Regions from separate parts of the Homo sapiens genome. Here region 2 is linked to region 1. A link is an interaction called in ENCODE POLR2A ChIA-PET data of the cell type or tissue named here. Cell type or tissue: PC-9. All regions are shown on one strand. Links, peaks and the distances in the headings refer to the core of each region. The heading gives the core; the rest is flanking DNA.

Region 1 (8,336 bases), core at 9-8,008:
TGGCTTTTGTTTGTTAAGGTTATTGAGAAGGTAATAGAAAAAGATATGATACTACTTTTCTCTCTTGGATTTGTAAAAATAGTGGAATTTTCATAAGGATTTTGTATTTTCTATTGCTGTATAACATTATTAATACAAACTTATTGGCTTAAAAAACACAATTATTGTTGTACAGTTTCTGTGCGTCAGGAGCCTGGACCTGACTCTGCTAGGTCCTCTGCAAGGGTGGACTCCAGGTGTCAGCCAGGTCTGGTGTCTCTCCTGAGGCTGCAGTGGGGAAGCATTCTCTTCTAAGCTCACATGGTTGTTGACAGAATTCAGTTTCTTGTAGACTTTCAGACCAAGGGTCTCAGTTTCTCACTGGCTGGTGTCTGGAAGGCATCCCCAGTTCCTGTCATGTGATCCTCTATGTGGGCAACCTACAATATGGCAGCTCACTTTCCCTAGCAGCACTGACATTACAGTTTTATATAATGTGATCAAATACATGCTGCTGCCTTTGGTGTGTTCTGTTGGTTAGAAGCTAATCAATAGTCCCATTCACCCTCAAAGCGGTTTGGGGTTATGTGAGGACATGATACCAAGAGGCAGGGATCATAGGGCCACCTTGGAGTCTTTCCACCACAGATTCTCACCAGTTTTATTCCTTCATCATATGAATCCAAATTAAAGTTGGATTGCTGGTGGATTATTGATGAGTGATGCTGGACCTAAAGTTTTAATTGACTCTGGATTCTTGTGAAATACTGAGCTGTTATGTCAAATTCTTCTAAGAAAAATATTGTAAATTAGCCTTTTATTTCCATGAGCCTATTTCATACCAAATAAATATGGAATTTCAACTCAGAAATTAATGGAAATAAACTACACATATTTACTTTTACAAACACTAAGTCACACCAAACTGTATTAAACCTGTGATACTTGTCATTTTGGGGTCTAATTTTCTTATCTGCTAGACTGACTGAGGTGACTCAAGATACACATTCAGTAAAGATTGGACTGTTATATCTTCTTGAAACAAGTATAGATCCTTATTTAGAAACACTTTGTCATGAAAAACACTAAAAATGCAAAACACATTAATGTAAGAGAACATCCATGTAACTACCACTTACATTGCCAACACCTCAAAATTTACTTCTCAATTAAAATCTCTCCCTGCTGAAATGTAACCATTAATTATCCTGCCTTTTATGGCAACCACTTCATAATCATGGGCATTTTAAATTATTCCAGATAACTTTTTGGCAGCGATTACTCATTTCTTACCACGTTGAATCCATCCTTGTTTTCTGAGGCACACAATTACACTACATGGCTCAGTCTTGTTGCAGTCAGGTTTGACCAAGTGGCCAGGTGCCTGTCAGTGAGTTGTGAGCTCAGCGGGTGCCATTTCCAAGGGAGGCTCCAAGACAGCCTGCCTGCTTCTCTGGCCTCTTTGCTTCCCATCGGTTGGAGCTGAAATGATTCTTCTCCAACCCTGCAAATGATAACAGTGTCCTAGAGGATTGTGGAACAACATGCTAGAAGGATCCTGGGCCCCTGAGTGACTTTAAAAAACAGCTATACCACCTACTGAGACCATTCACCTCAGAACATGGGAGAGAGATAAACTTACTTTTTTTTTTTTCGAGACAGGGTCTTGCTCTGTCGCCCAGGCTGGAGTTCACAGGTCATTGCAGCCTGAACCTCCCAGGTTCAAGCAATCTTCCCACCTCAGCCTCCTGAGTAGCTGGGACTACAGGCACTTGCTACTGTGTCTGGCTAATTTTTTATTTTTGTGTGGAGACGAGGTCTTGCTATGTTGCCCAGGCTGGTCTCAAACTCCTGGGCTCACACGATTCTCCTGCCTCAGCCTCTGAAAGTGCTGGGATTACAGACATGAGCTACTGTGCCTGCCTGGCCTACTATTTTTTTTTAGTATTATAAATTTTTTCCACAACATTTTTGGGGCGTCTTTTTGTAATACATTAGGAAAAGTGTTTGTTTTTTTTTTTAGAAAAAACAAACAAAAAACTAAAATCTGTAATTCCACACAATTTTCTTTTCTTTTCTTTCTTTTTTTTGAGTTGGAGTCTTGCTCTGTCACCCAAGCTGGAGTACAGTGGTGCGATCTCGGCTCACTGCAACCCCCCCTCCTGGGTTCAAGGGATTCTCCTGCCACAGCCTCCTGAGTAGCCAGTATTACAGGCGCCCACCACCATGCCTGGCTAATTTTTGTATTTTTAGTAGAGACGGGGTTTCGCCATGTTGGTTAGGTTGGTCTTAAACTCCTGACCTCAAGTGATCCACCCACCTCGGCTTCCCAAAGACATTTTTCTTAAATTTTTTTTTACATATTTATATACATGCATACATACATAGTTTTAATATAAAATTGTGAGAAGGTTCAAGGTTTTTTTTGCTTGTCGAACCCTCTCCCTTATTGTTAACCCATGTTAACAACTTAGTATGTGCCTTTTATATTTTTGTTAATTTTTTTCTATGATTATAATTTATATGGTTGGAGAGTCATGTGTTGCATAATGAATGATGTTTTGGTCAACGACAGACCGTATATATGTTGGTGGTCCCATAAGATTATAATGGAGCTGAAAAATTCCTGTCTCCTAGTGACATCATAGCTGTACTGTTATCATAGCACAATGCATTACATTTTTTTTTTTCCCAAGACAGAGTTTCACTCTTGTCACCCAGGCTGGAGTGCAGTGGTGCAATCTCGGCTCACTGCAACCTCCACCTCCCAGTTCAAGTGATTTTCCTGTCTCAGCCTCCTGAGTAGCTGGCATTACAGGTGCCTGCCACCACGCCTGGCTAATTTTTGTATTTTTAGTGGAGGCAGGGTTTCACCATGTTGGCCAGGCTGATCTTGAACTCCTGACCTCAGGTGATCCTCCCACCTCGGCCTCCCAAAGTGCTGAGATTACAGGCATGAGCCACCGCACCCAGCTGCATTATGTTTTTGTTGTGATGCTGGCGTAAACAAACCTACTGCACTACCAGGTGTATAAAAGTATAGCACTCTGTATATAGTATATAGCTATGTCATACAGTCAACTTACACAAACCTAGATGGCATAGCCTACTACACTGTACTATACTACGTATAATTGTATATACAATTATATGTAGTACAGAGTACTTGAAAACAAATGACTGTGTTACTGGTTTATATATTTACGATACTATATATACTTTTTATCATTATTTTAGGGTATACTCCTTCTTATGAAAAAAAAGCTAATTGTAAAACAGCTCCAGGCAGGTCCTTCAGGAGGTATCCAGAAGAAGGTACTCTTATCATAGGAAGTGACAGCTCCATATGTATTAGTGCCTCTGAAGACCTTCCAGGGGGACAAGATACAGAAGTAGAAGACAGTGATACTAATGCTCTTTACCCTGTGTAGGCCTAGGCTAATGTGTGTGTGTGTCTTAGTTTTAAGAAAGTTAAGAACATTTTTTAAAAAGTTAAATATCTTAATAGAGAAAAGGTTATGGAATCAAGATATGAAGAAAAAATATTTTTGTTCAGCTGTACAATGTGTTTTTGTCTTAAGGTAAATGTTATAAAAGAGTTCAAAAGTTTAAAAAATTTAAAAGTGTATAAAGTAAAAAACGTTAAAGTACATTGAGGTTAATTTATTATTGAAGAAAGAAAATTTTTAAAAATAAATTTAGTGTGTCCTAAGTGTATAGTGTTTGTGAAGTCTACATCAGTGTACAGTAATGCACTAAGGTTTCACACTTACTCCCCACTCACTGATTCACCCAGAGCAAATGCCAAGTCCTGCAAGCTCCATTTATGGTAAGTGCCCTATATAAGTACCATTTTTTAATCTTTTATACTGTATTTTTACCTATGTTTAGATACACAAATACTTACTGTTGTGTTACAGTTGCCTACAGTATTCAGTGCAGTAACATGCTGTACAGCTTTGTAGCCTAGTACATGCTGTACAGGTTTGAGCTACAGGCTAGATCATACAGCTTAGGAGTGTAGTAAGCTATGCCATCTAGGTTTGTGTAAGTTCACTATATGACAGCAGTCCCCAACCTTTTGGCGCCAGGGACTGGTTTCATGGAAGACAATTTTTCCACGGGATGGGGGTCGGGTGGATGCTTTTGGGATGAAACTGTTCCACCTAAGATCGTCAGGCGGTAGATTCTCATAAGGAGCTCGCAACCTATTATCCCTTGCATGTGCAGTTCACAGTACAGTTCTTGCTCCTATGAGAATCTAATGCTGCTGCCTATCTGACAGGAGGCGGAACTCAGGTGGGAATGCTCACTCACCTGCTGCTCTCCTCCTGCTGTGTGGCCTTGTTCCTAGCAGACTACAGACAGGTACTGGTCCTCACTTCAGGGGTTGGGGACCCTTGATCTATGATGTTTTCATAACAATGAAATCACCTAATGATGCATTTCTCAGAACATATCCCTGCATGACTGTAATTATGGCTTGTATATATCTGTGCCAACCCAACCCCCCTCGTCAGGTGGCATTGGCTGAGGCATTTCTTGCAATGTATCACATTTCAGCTTCCCCAGGCTCCATTCTTCTGATCTCCAAGGCCACTCCCCAGTAAACTTTCTGCTGACAAATCTCAGTCTCAGGGAACCTGATCTGCTACAGTTGGTGGCAGGAGTGGTCTGAGAAAGTAGACATGTGATTTTGGAGTTTGGTCTCCCGCAGGTAAGCTGGCACTGATGACCTCATCACAAGTTGTGGGTGCAATACAGATGGTAGCAGTGGAGTTAAAATTTTGGCTCAAGGTGGGTTTGTCTGGCTTACTAGTGGGAGCAGCTGCACCAGCTGGGACAATACTGCACATCTGAGAAGTACAAGGCAGTTGAAGACAATGGAATTGGATGGCTGTGGCTGGGAATAATAGATCCTGTGGAAAAATAAAAAAAAAAAAAAAAAGGCCGTGGGTGATAAGCAATTAAAGGCTAAACGTGAAAGCCAGAGGGCTTCCTGGGCAGCCTATAAAGTGACAGCCTGTAGCCGTAGACCCAAGACTTAGTCCTGATTGCTCCAGAGAAACTTGAATTTTCAGCCCTGGTGGTGTGCTAGGGGTTTTTGTTTTGTTTTGTTTTTTGTTTTTTGGTGATACCTAGGCTGGAGGTCTGATCAGGCTCACTTTAACCTCCGCCTCCGGACCTCAGGTGATTCTTCTGAGTAGCTGAGACTACAGGTGTGCATGCCCGGCTAGTTTTTTTTTTGTTTGTTTGTTTTTTAAGTACACATGGGGTTTCACCATGCTGCCCAGTCTGGTCTCGAATTCCTGGGCATCTTGAGCCTACCAAAGTGCTGGGATTACAGGCATGAGCCACCTCCACCTGGCCAAGATTAAGGTCTTGATCTGAGGAAAGAGGGACCAGACCCTGAGATACAGGATGGGAACCTTTGGATTGGTATATTTAAATCTTGATTGAAATACCACAGGGAGCCAAGAAAAAAAAAATCTTGAGTATCGGACCAGTTTGGGCAACATGGCGAAACCCATGTGAATGCAAAATAACAGGCAGGTCTCAATTTAGAAAGTTTATTTTGCCTAGGTTAAGGACATGCCTATGACACAGCCTTAGGAAGTCCTGAGACGTGCCCAAGGTGGCTGGGGGTAGTTTGCTTTTAAACATTTTAGGAAGACATGAAACCTCAATATGTGTAAGATGTAATTGGTTCGGTCTGGTAAGGCGGGACAACTCGAAGAGGGGGCTTCCAGGTTAGAATTAGATAAGAGGGGCCAGGTGCGATAGCTCACCCCTGTAATCCCAGTATTTTGGGAGGCTGAGGCGGGTGGATCCCTTGAGGTCAGGAGTTCAAGACCAGACTGGCCAACGTGGTGGAACCCTGTCTCTACTAAAAATCGAATATTAGCCGAGCATGGTGGCAGGTGCCTGTAATCCCAGCTGCTCGGGAGGATGAGGCAGGAGAATCCCTTGAACCAGGAAGTGGAGGTTGCAGTGAGCCAAGATCACACCACTGCACTCCAGCCTGAAGGATAGGATGAGACTCTGTTTCAAAAACAAACAAAAAGTAGGTAAGAGACAAAAGGTTGCATTCTTTTGAGTCCTTGATCAGCCTTCCACTGAATACACAATTTAGTGAATCTGTATTTTTACATAAACAGTGGGGAGGGGAAGCAATCAGATCCCCATTTGTCTCAGGTGAACCTCAGAGGCATAGAATTTGACTTTGAATAGAATGGGAGGCAGGTTTGCCCTAAGCAGTTCCCACCTTGACTTTTCCCTTTAGCTTAGTGACTTGGGATTCCCAAGATTTTATTTTCCTTTCACAGTTATCTCTGCAAAAAATTAGTGGGGCATGATGGCACGGAATCCCAGCTATTTGGATGGCTGAGGAAGGGGGACTGTTGCTTGAGCTTGGGAGGTGGAGGTTGCAGGGAGCTGAGATTGTGCCACTGCACTCCAGCCTGGGTAACAGAGTGAGACCCTGTTTCAAAAATAATAATAATAAATTTTATTTAAAAAATAAATCTTGAGTATCAGATACCTCTGAGACCTGCAGAAATGGCCCCACCCTGAGCGCTTCCCCCCACCTTTGCTGGAGAACAATGGAGAGCTTCTGTCTTGAAAAATAAGACATGCTCCGTCATTATGTAATAATACTTCAGGAGAAGTTTTTGGGATGGGGAGGGAGAAACAGAAAAAACAAACAAAGTTCATAATTCCCCAGATCTTTTTGTATAGTTATACACATGCATACGTATGTCATTTCATAAGAAATTGTGAAAAGATTCATAAATGTTTTGTTCAGGCTTTTTCTTTTTTGCGGCCCCCTCCTCCTCTCCTGGTCATTAAGTCACAAAATAACCCTGTCGAAAAGTACTGGGCCTGTTACAGTCCAGTCAAGGGACAGAAACCGTAGAGTAATTTGAACAGGGAATGTTTAAGGCATTACTAACTAGCAGGAGTAGCTACCAGGAATAGCTTTAGAGAAAACTCTAAAGAATCCAGCAAGAGCAGACAGGGAGCAGCCTCCCCTGCTAGGGCTGAAGTGGGGTGCCGAAGGAAGGGACAAATTTAGCAGGGTCTCTCCCCTCAAGGCCGAGATTCAGACTGTCAGAGGTTGTGGATGTAGCCCACTGGGTGGCCAAGAAGTTGGCTGAAGTGCCAGTCAGTCTGGCAAGTGGGAACCCACCTATGGGGTATCACTAAACTCACTGAGAAGTTGGTAGGGGTGCTTGTGAAACTCAGTAGGAAGCTGCCCACGGGGATTGACTGAAACTTGCTGGAGGGCTGGCTAGAATGTCTGCAGAAGTAGCTGGGAAGTGGCCAGTGGGGCTGCTCATGGGTGTCTAGTACACTGGTTAAGAGCTGCAGGAGCAAGAAGAAAGGAAAGCAAAGCAAAGCACAGCAGAGGCCTCATCTCTGACAGCGTCCCTCTAGCACCCTCTGCTGACGGAGCTTAACATCGTGCCAGGTGGCAAAGGAGGTGTATTTTCTGTAGGGCGTGGGGTGCAACGAGGGGTGAATTTGTAGCTGAGAGGCGAATTTGTAGCTGGGAGACAGTATGTTGATAACTGGCACAGGGACGAAAGAGATTCTACTCCAAAGGAACTGCAGGACCTAACTGGCCATATACAAGCAGGCCTGGGAGAGTACCTATGGTGGGCTGGGTCTGAGGGTGCTGGATCAAGGCAGGTGGAACTAAGGTTGGATAAGGGAGAGTTTATTTATGCGGGATCACTTCAGAGACACTGGATTTGACAACCCGATGAAGATTCCAAGAGGTGGTGCCAACATACTGCTAGGATGGCTTTTAGTTCCTTGTAGGAGAGGGTTCATACTAAGTGAAGGAGAAAGATTAGAACTGCCAGGGCAGATGGTAAAAGAAGGCATGAAAAGCCAGGAGAGGTGGACATGCTAGAATGGCCATATTGTGGAGGGCTGGGAAACTCAGCAGGTAACATTGTTCTGCAGAAGGGCGCTCTGGATGCTCTATTTACCGAAGCAATAATGAAAGCTGATGAGGGAGTGGGGAGCATCGGCTTCACTGAGAATCTCAGTGGTGTCTGCTATAGACCAGGGCTGATAATAGGAGATGCCTCCTGATAACAGTCAGGGAGATAGGATCCTGACATAGAGGCCAGGTGGTGCTGCCTGTCAGAAGCAGGGTAGATACAGTTCTCGTAAAGTGACTTCAGACCTGGAACCAACTGACTGAAGGAGAGGCCAGGTCCCCAGGAGGAAGGATTATGCAACACCATAGTGAGTGTATATGGCAGTTATTTTTCCTGTCTTTCCGCCAGGGAAACCTGTGGCCATTTACTCTGGGAACTTATACAAGGGGGAAAGGGATACTGAAA
Region 2 (8,336 bases), core at 212-8,211, 300 kb before region 1:
CACTGCAACCTCCGCCTCCCGGATTCAAGCGATTCTCCTGCCTCAGCCTCCCTAGCAGCTGGGATTACAGGTGCACGCCACCACAGTCTGCCAAGTAGCTGGGACTACAGGCTCGTGCCACCATGCCTGGCTAAGTTTTTGTATTTTTAGTAGAGATGGGATTTCACCGCATTAACTAAGATGGTCTCGATCTCCTGAGCTCGTGATCCACCCACCTTGGCCTCCCAAAGTGCTGGGATTACAGGTGTGAGCCACAGTGCCTGGCTTTTTCTTTTTCTTTCTTTTTTTTTTGTTGAGATGGTGTTTCGCTCTTGTTGCCACAGGCTGGAGTGCAATGGCGTGATCTTGGCTCACCGCAACCTTCACCTCCTGAGTTCAAGCAATTCTCCTACCTCAGCCTCCCGTGTAGCTGGGATTACAGGCATGCACCACCACGCCCGGCTAATTTTGTATTTTTGGTAGATACGGGGTTTCCTCATGTTAGTCAGGCTGGTTTTGAACTCCTGACCTCAGGTGATCCGCCCGCTTCGGCCTCCCTAATTTTTGTAGTTTTAGTAGAGACAGGGTTTCACCATGTTGGCCAGGCTGGTCTCTATCTCCTGACCTTGTGATCCACCCACCTCAGCCCTCCAAAGTGCTGGCATTTCAGGCATGAGCCATCGTGCCCAGCCAAAACTGACTATTTTAATCATTAAGTGTACAACTCCGTGGCATTATCTATATTCAGAATGTTGGGCAACTTTTACCACTATTTTCAGAACTTTTTTTTATCATCTCAGACAGAAATTCTGTAGCCATTAAACAGTAACTTTACATTCCCCCTACCCTCAGGCTGTGGTAACCTCTACTGTTTAAATTTTTCATTTATTGTTTTTTAGAGAGAGCGTCTTGCTCTGTCATTCAGGTTGGAATGCAGTGGCACCGTTCATGGCTCACAGCAGCCTTGACCCCCTGGGCTCAAGCAATCTTCCCATGTGAACCCCTGGAGTACGTAGGCCATTTATATACCTTCTTTGGAGAAATATCTATTTAAGTCCTTTGTCCATTTTCAAATTGGGTTGTCTGTGGTTTTTTTGTTTGTTTGTTTGTTTTTTGAGATGGAATCTTGCTCTGTTGCCCAGGCTGGAGTGCAGTGGCGCGATCTTGGCTCACTGCAAGCTCCGCCTTCCAGGTTCACGCCATTCTCCTGCCTCCGCCTCCCGAGTAGCTGGGACTACAGGCGCCCACCACCACGCCCGGCTAATTTTTTGTATTTTTAGTAGAGACGGGGTTTCACCATGTTAGCCAGCGTGGTCTCAAACTCCTAACCTCGTGATCCACCCGGCTCAGCCTCCCAAAGTGCTGGGATTACAGGCGTGAGCCACCGCACCTGGCAGGTTGTCTGTTTCTGTTGTTGAGTTGTAGTACTTTATATATTCTGAGTATTAATCCAATATCAGATGACTTGCAAATGTTCTCCCATCCTGCAGGTTGTCTTTTCATATTTAAAAAATTTTATTTTGTAAATTATGTGCAAATATGCCATTTACTCTTGATAGCATCCTTTGATACACAAGTTCTTTTTATTTCTTTTCTTCTTCTTTTTTTTTTTTTTAAGATGGCGTCTCGCTCTGTCACCCAAGCTGGAGTGCAGTGGCGCAATCTTGGCTCACTGCAGCCTCCGCCTCCCGGGTTCCAGCAATTCTCCTGCCTCAGCCTCCCAGGTAGCTGGGATTACAGGTGCCCGCCACCATGCCCGGCTAATTTTTGTATTTTTAGTAGAGACAGGGTTTCACCATGTTGGTCAGGCTGGTCTCAAAATTCTGACCTCAAGTGATCCGCCCACCTGGGCCTCCCAAAATGCTGGGATTACAGGCGTGAGCCCCCATGCCTGGCCGGTTTTCTATATATAATATGTCATTTGTGAACAGAGATAGTTCTACTTCTTCACTTCCAATTTGGATGCAGCCTGTTTCTTTCTTGCTTAATTGCTCTGACTAGAACTTCCAGTATTTGGTTCAGTAGAAGCGGCAACAGCAAGCGTTCTTGTCTTGTTTCTGGATCTAAGGTGACAAGCTTTCAAGCTTTCAGTCTTTCACCACTGAATATAATATTAATGTGGGTTTCTTTTTTTTTTTTTTTTAGACAGAATCTCACTCTGTCGCCCAGGCTGGAGCGCAGTGGCATGATCTCAGCTCACTGCAACCTCTGCCTCCTTAATTCAAGCCATTCTCCTGCGTCAGCCTCCCAAGTAACTGGGACTACATGCGTGCACCACCATGCCCGGCTAATTTTTATAGTTTTAGAAATACAAAATGAGTGTTTGTACACACGGTGAGATGGGGTTTCACCTTCTCGGCCAGGCTGGTCTCGAACTCCTGACCTTAAGTGATCCACCCGCCTAGGCCTCCCAAAGGCTGAGGCTGGGATTACAGGCATCAGCCACCACGCCTGGCGAAATGTGGCCTTTTAATATGGCCCTTATAATGTTGAGATAGTTTTCTTCTGCACTTGGGTTTTTATCATGAAAAGGTGTTTTGTTTAGGATTTTTGCATCTATATTAATAAAATACATTGTTCTACAATTTTTTTTTGAGACAGAGTTTCACTCTTGTTACCCAGGCTGGAGTGCAATGGCGTGATCTCAGCTCACTGCAACTGCTGCCTCCTGAGTTCAAGCGATTCTCCTGCCTCAGCCTCTCGAGTAGCTGGGATTATAGGCACCCACCACCACGCCCAGCTAAGTTTTATATTTTTAGTAGAGACAGGGTTTCTTCACCACATTGGCCAGGCTGGTCTCGAACTCCTGACCTCAGGTAATCCATCTGCCTCAGCCTCCCAAAGTGGTAGGATTACAGGCGTGAGCCACCGCGCCTGGCCAGTTCTGCAGTTTTATTTTCTTGCAACGTCTTTAGGTGGCTTCAGTATTAGGGTACTATTGACCTCACAAAATGAGTGAGAAAGTTTTCTTTCCCGTTCATTTTACAATGAAGTTTGAGAAAGATTAGTCTTTTTTTTGTTGTTGTTGAGACGGAGTCTCGCCCTGTCGCCCAGGCTGGAGTGCAGTGGCGCAATCTCGGCTCACTGCAAGCTCCGCCTCCTGAGTTCATGCCATTCTCCTGCCTCCATGCCATTCTCCTGCCTCAGCCTCCTGAATAGCTGGGACTACAGGCGCCTGCCACCACGCCCTGCTAATTTTTTTTTTAGTAGAGACAGGATTTCACCGTGTTAGCCAGGATGGTCTCTATCTCCTGACCTCGTGATCCACCTGCCTTGGCCTCCCAAAGTGCTGGGATTACAGGCGTGAGCCACCACGCCTGGCCTTTTTTTTTTTTTTTTTTTTTTTTTTGAGACAGAGTTTTGCTCTTGTCACCCCAGCTGGAGTGCAATGGCACGATCTCGGCTTACTGCAACCTCCGCCTCCCAGGTTCAAGCGATTCTCCGGTTTCAGCCTCCTGAGTACCTGGGATTACAGGCGCCCACCACTGTTCTTGGCTAATTTTTGTGCTTTTAGTAATGATGGGTTTTTACCACCTCAGCAAGGTTTGTCTCGAACTCCTGACCTCAGGTGATCCGCCTGCCTTGGCCTCCTAAAGTGCTGGAATTACAGGCATGAGCCACCGTGCCTGGCCTCAGAAAGATTAGTCTTTATTTTCTTTTACGTTTGTTAGAATTCACCAGTGAAGGTCGGGTGCAGTGGCTCATGCCTGCAATCCCAGCACTTTGGGAGGCTGAGGTGGGTAGATCACGAGGTCAGGAGATTGAGACCATCCTGGCTAACATGGTGAAACCCCATCTCTACTAAAAATACAAAAAATTAGCCGGGCATGGTGGCAGGTGCCTGTAGTCCCAGCTACTCGGGAGGCTGAGGCAGGAGAATCACTTGAACCTGGGAGGCAGAGGTTGCAGTTAGCCGAGATCACGCCATTGCACTCCAGCCTGGGCAACAATAGCAAAACTCTGTCAAAAAAAAGAAAAAGAAAAAAGAAAAAAAAATCCCAGCACTTTGGGAGGCCGAGTTGGGCAAATCATGAGGTCAGGAGTTTGAGACCAGCCTGACCAACATGATGAAACCTCGTCTGTACTAAAAATACAAACAATTAGCTGGGCGTAGTGGTGGGCGCCTGTAATCCCAGCTACTCGGGAGGCTGAGGCTGGAGAATTGCTTGAACCTGGGAGGCGGAGGTTGCAGTGAGCCGAGATCGTGCCACTGCACTCCAGCGTGGGTGACAAAGTGAGACTCCATCTCAAAAAAAAAAAAAAAAAAAAGGCCGGGCGCAGTGGCTCACGCCTGTAATTCCAGCACTTTGGGAGGCTGAGGTGGGTGGATCACGAGGTCAGGAGATCGAGACCATCCTGGCTAACACGGTGAAACCCCGTCTCTACTAAAAATACAAAAAAAAAAAAAATTAGCCAGGCATAGTGGCGGGCACCTGTAGTCCCAGCTACTTGGGAGGCTGAGGCAGTAGAATCGCTTGAACCCGGGAGGCGGAGCTTGCAATGAGCTGAGATTGCACCACTGCACTCCAGCCTGGGGGACAGAGTGAGACTCCATCTCAAAAAATTAAAAAAATAAATAAAAAATAATTCACCAGTGAAGTCATCTGGTCCTGGGCTTTTCTTTGTTGGGAAGTTTTCGATTGTTGCAGTTTCACTTGCTGCAGGACTATTTAATTCTGTTTCTTTATGAATCAGTTTTGGTAGTGTGTTTCTAGGAATTCATCTATATTATCCCATTTTTTGGCAAACAGTTGCTCACAGTAGTGTGTGATAATCCTTACTTCTGTAAAGTCGGTAGTCATGTCCTATCCTTAACTTTTTTTTTTTTTTTTTTTGAGACGAAGTCTCGCTCTGTTGCCAGGCGGGAGTGCAGTGCTGCAGTCTCGGCTCACTGCAACCTCTGCCTCCCAGGTTCAAGCGAGTCTCCTGCCTCACCCTCCCAAGTAGCTGGGACTACAGGCGCCCGCCACCACGCCCAGCTAATTTTTTGTATTTTTAGTACAGATGGTGTTTCACTGTGTTACTTGGATGATCTGGGTCTCCTGATCTTGTGATCCACCTGCTTTGGCCTCCCAAAGTGCTGGGATCACAAGCGTGAGCTACCGTGCCCAGCCATCCTTAACTTTTTAATTTTTTCTTTTATTTATTTATTTGAGACCGAGTTTTGCTCTAGTTGCCCAGGCTGGAGTGCAGTGGCGGGATCTCAGCTCACCGCAACCTCTGCCTCCCGGGTTCAAGTGATTCTCCCACCTCAGCCTTCCTGAGTAGCTGGGATTACAGGCATGTACCACCACGCCTGGCTAATTTTGTATTTTTAGTAGAGATGGGGTTTCTCCATGTTGGTCAAGAGCTGGTCTTGAACTCCCGACCTCAGATGATCTGCCTGCCTCGGCCCCCCAAAGTGCTGGGATTACAGGCGTGAGCCACCATGCCGCCCGGTTTCTTTATCTATTTTTTTTGAGATGGAGTCTCACTCTGTCACCCAAGCTGGAGTGCAATGGTGCAATCTTGGCTCACTGCAACCTCCACCTCCCAGGTTCAAGCGATTCTTCTGCCTCAGTCTCCCAAGTAGCTGGGCTTACAGGCACCCACCACCATGCCCAGCTAATTTTTGTATTTTTAGTAGAGACGGGGTTTCACCATGTTGGCCAGGCTGGTCTCAAAATCCTGACCTCAGGTGATCTGCCCACCTTGGCCTCCCAAAGTGCTGGGATTACAGGCGTGAGCCACCACGCCCAGCCAATTTATGTATTTAGAGATGGAGTCTCACTCTGTTGCCCAGGCTACAGTGCAATGGTGTGATCTTGGGTCACTGCAACCTCCACCTCCCGGGTTCAAGCGATTCTCATGCTTCAGCCTCCCTAGTAGCTAGGATTACAGGTGTGCATCACCACGCCCAGCTAATTTCTGTAGTTTTAGTAGAGATGGGGTTTCACCATATTGGCCACACTGGTCTTGAACTCCTGACCTCAGGTGATCCACCTGCCTCCGCCTCTCAAAACGCTGGGATTACAGGTGTGAGCCACCGCGCCGGGCCTATCTTGACTCTAATCTTTATTATGGCCTTCCTTCTGCTAACTTTTTATTTAGTTTTTTGTTTGTTTGTTTCTTAAGGTATACAATTATGTATTGGTTTGAGTTTTTTTTTTTGAGACGGAGTCTCGCTCTGTCACCCAAGCTGGAGTGCAGTGGCACGACCTAGGCTCACTGCAAGCTCCACCTCCTGGGTTCACGCCATTCTCCTGCCTCAGCCTCCGGAGTAGCTGGGACTACAGGCGCTCACCACCATGCCCGGCTAACTTTTTTGTATTTTTAGTAGAGACGGGGTTTCACCATGTTAGCCAGGATGGTCTCGATCTCCTGACCTCGTGATCTGCCCGCCTTGGCCTCCCAAAGTGCTGGGATTACAGGCGTGAGCCACCGCGCCTGGCTGAGATGTTTTAATGTAGTTGTTTATATCTACAAATATTCCCCTGAGCAGAGCTTCTGCTGCATAAATTTTGGTATGTTTTCTTTTTATTTTCACCCTTTTCAAGGTATTTTCTAATTTCTCTTGTGATTTCTTCTTTGACCCATTGGTTAAGTGTTCTATTTAATTTCCATATATTTGTGAGCTTTTCAGTATGTTCGTACTCTATAGTCCAGTAATTTCACTTTTAAGTATATATCCATTAGATATGCGAGCAAAACTGCACCAAAAGAGACACACAGAACGCTCATTTTTTGGCTATTAGCCCCAAAACTTTTTTTTTTTTTTTTTTTTTGAGACGGAGTCTCGCTCTGTCGCCCAGGCCGGACTGCGGACTGCAGTGGCGCAATCTCGGCTCACTGCAAGCTCCGCTTCCCGGGTTCACGCCATTCTCCTGCCTCAGCCTCCCAAGTAGCTGGGACTACAGGCGCCCGCCACCGCGCCCGGCTAATTTTTTGTATTTTTAGTAGAGACGGGGTTTCACCTTGTTAGCCAGGATGGTCTCGATCTCCTGACCTCATGATCCACCCGCCTCGGCCTCCCAAAGTGCTGGGATTACAGGCGTGAGCCACCGCGCCCGGCCTAGCCCCAAAACTTAAATGACCCAAATAGTGGATAAATTGAAGCATATCCATCTAATAAAATAATATACAGTGAGAAAAATGAACTACAAACATTAATGAATCTTAAAATATAATACAGCAGTACACCGCTTTCTATGTTTTTGCTTTGAGAACACAGTTACTCATAGCACACACTACAATGAAATATTTTCAGACCATATTCAGGAGGATTGCTGGAGGCCAGGAGCTCAATACCAGCCTGGGCAACATAGTGAGACCCTGTCTCTACAAAACACACACAAAACACTGGAAAAGAAAGTACTGCGCTGGGCACAGTGACTCACGCCTGTAATCCTAGCACTTTGGGAGGCCGAGGCAGGTGGATCACGAGGTCAGGGGTTCGAGACCAGCCTGACCAACATGGTGAACCCTATCTCTACTATAAATACAAAAATTAGCCGGGCACGGTGGTGCACGCCTGTAATCCCAGCTACTCAGGAGGCTGAGACAGGAGAATTGCTGGAACCCAGGAGGCGGAGTTTGCAGTGAGCAGAGATCATGCCACTGCACTCCAGCCTGGGTGACAGAGCAAGACTCCATCTCAAAAAAAAAAAAAAAGTACTACATATACAATATTTTATTAGTTGCTAACCTCTTACTGTGCCTAATTTGTAAATTAAACTTTATCATGTGTAAGTACATACGTATAAGAAAAAACCAATATATATACAATTTGGTACTGAGGTTTCAGGCATCCACTGGGGGTCTTGAAATGTACAGTAGTGACCAGGCATGGTGGCTCACGCCTGTAAGCCCAGCACTTTGGGAGGCCAAGGACAGCAGATCATCTGAGGTCAGGAGTTCAAGAGTAGCCTGGCCAACATGGTGAAACCCCGTTTCTACTGAAAATACAAAAATTAGCCGGGCATGGTGGCGGGTGCTTGTAATCCCAGCTACTCCATCTCAAAAAAAACAAACAAACAAAACAAAAACAAACAAACAAACATATAGAAGGACAAAGTATCATGAATAGGGTGAAGTTATCAGAGAAATGCAAGTATAGTGTCTGCTAGAAAATCAAATACAGTCATGTGCTGCTGTAGACCTTAGTCAGCAGACCACATACACAATGGTGGTCCCGTTGAGTATAATGGAGCTGAAAAATGCCTATTGCCTAGTGACAGCTTAGCTGTCATGTTGTAGTACATTGTTACATGCGGTGCCACCAGTTGTATAAAGTTATAGCACATATAATTTATGTGCAGTACATACTTAATAAGTGACTATGTTACTGGCTTAGTCATTATATTTTAAGATTGTACTCT

What was found. ChIA-PET counts read pairs that join two places held together with the same protein. Peaks named below come from ENCODE experiments on the same cell type or tissue, not always from the same donor. Only the 100,000 strongest peaks of a DNase experiment are listed, where the experiment ranks them.
Region 2: POLR2A ChIA-PET joins it to region 1 with 14 read pairs; 6 of 35 experiments call an interaction of 5 or more read pairs at or near these places.

Annotation. Positions count from the first base shown.
Region 1 is chr4:2,219,287-2,227,622 of GRCh38, reverse strand. The region is part of intron 3 of POLN (DNA polymerase nu); the gene reads left to right. Among named protein-coding and RNA genes, the nearest start is that of HAUS3, 19 kb to the left of the region's middle. RefSeq lists an enhancer at 5,538-6,462 and a silencer at 7,404-7,493. In PC-9, for the core only: CTCF peaks have their summits at 7,240 and 7,440 (motif pointing left); DNase peaks (open chromatin) are centred at 4,592 and 7,402.
Region 2 is chr4:2,520,815-2,529,150 of GRCh38, reverse strand. No RefSeq gene overlaps it. Among named protein-coding and RNA genes, the nearest start is that of FAM193A, 12 kb to the left of the region's middle. In PC-9, for the core only: no CTCF peak of the experiment used is centred there; no DNase peak of the experiment used is centred there.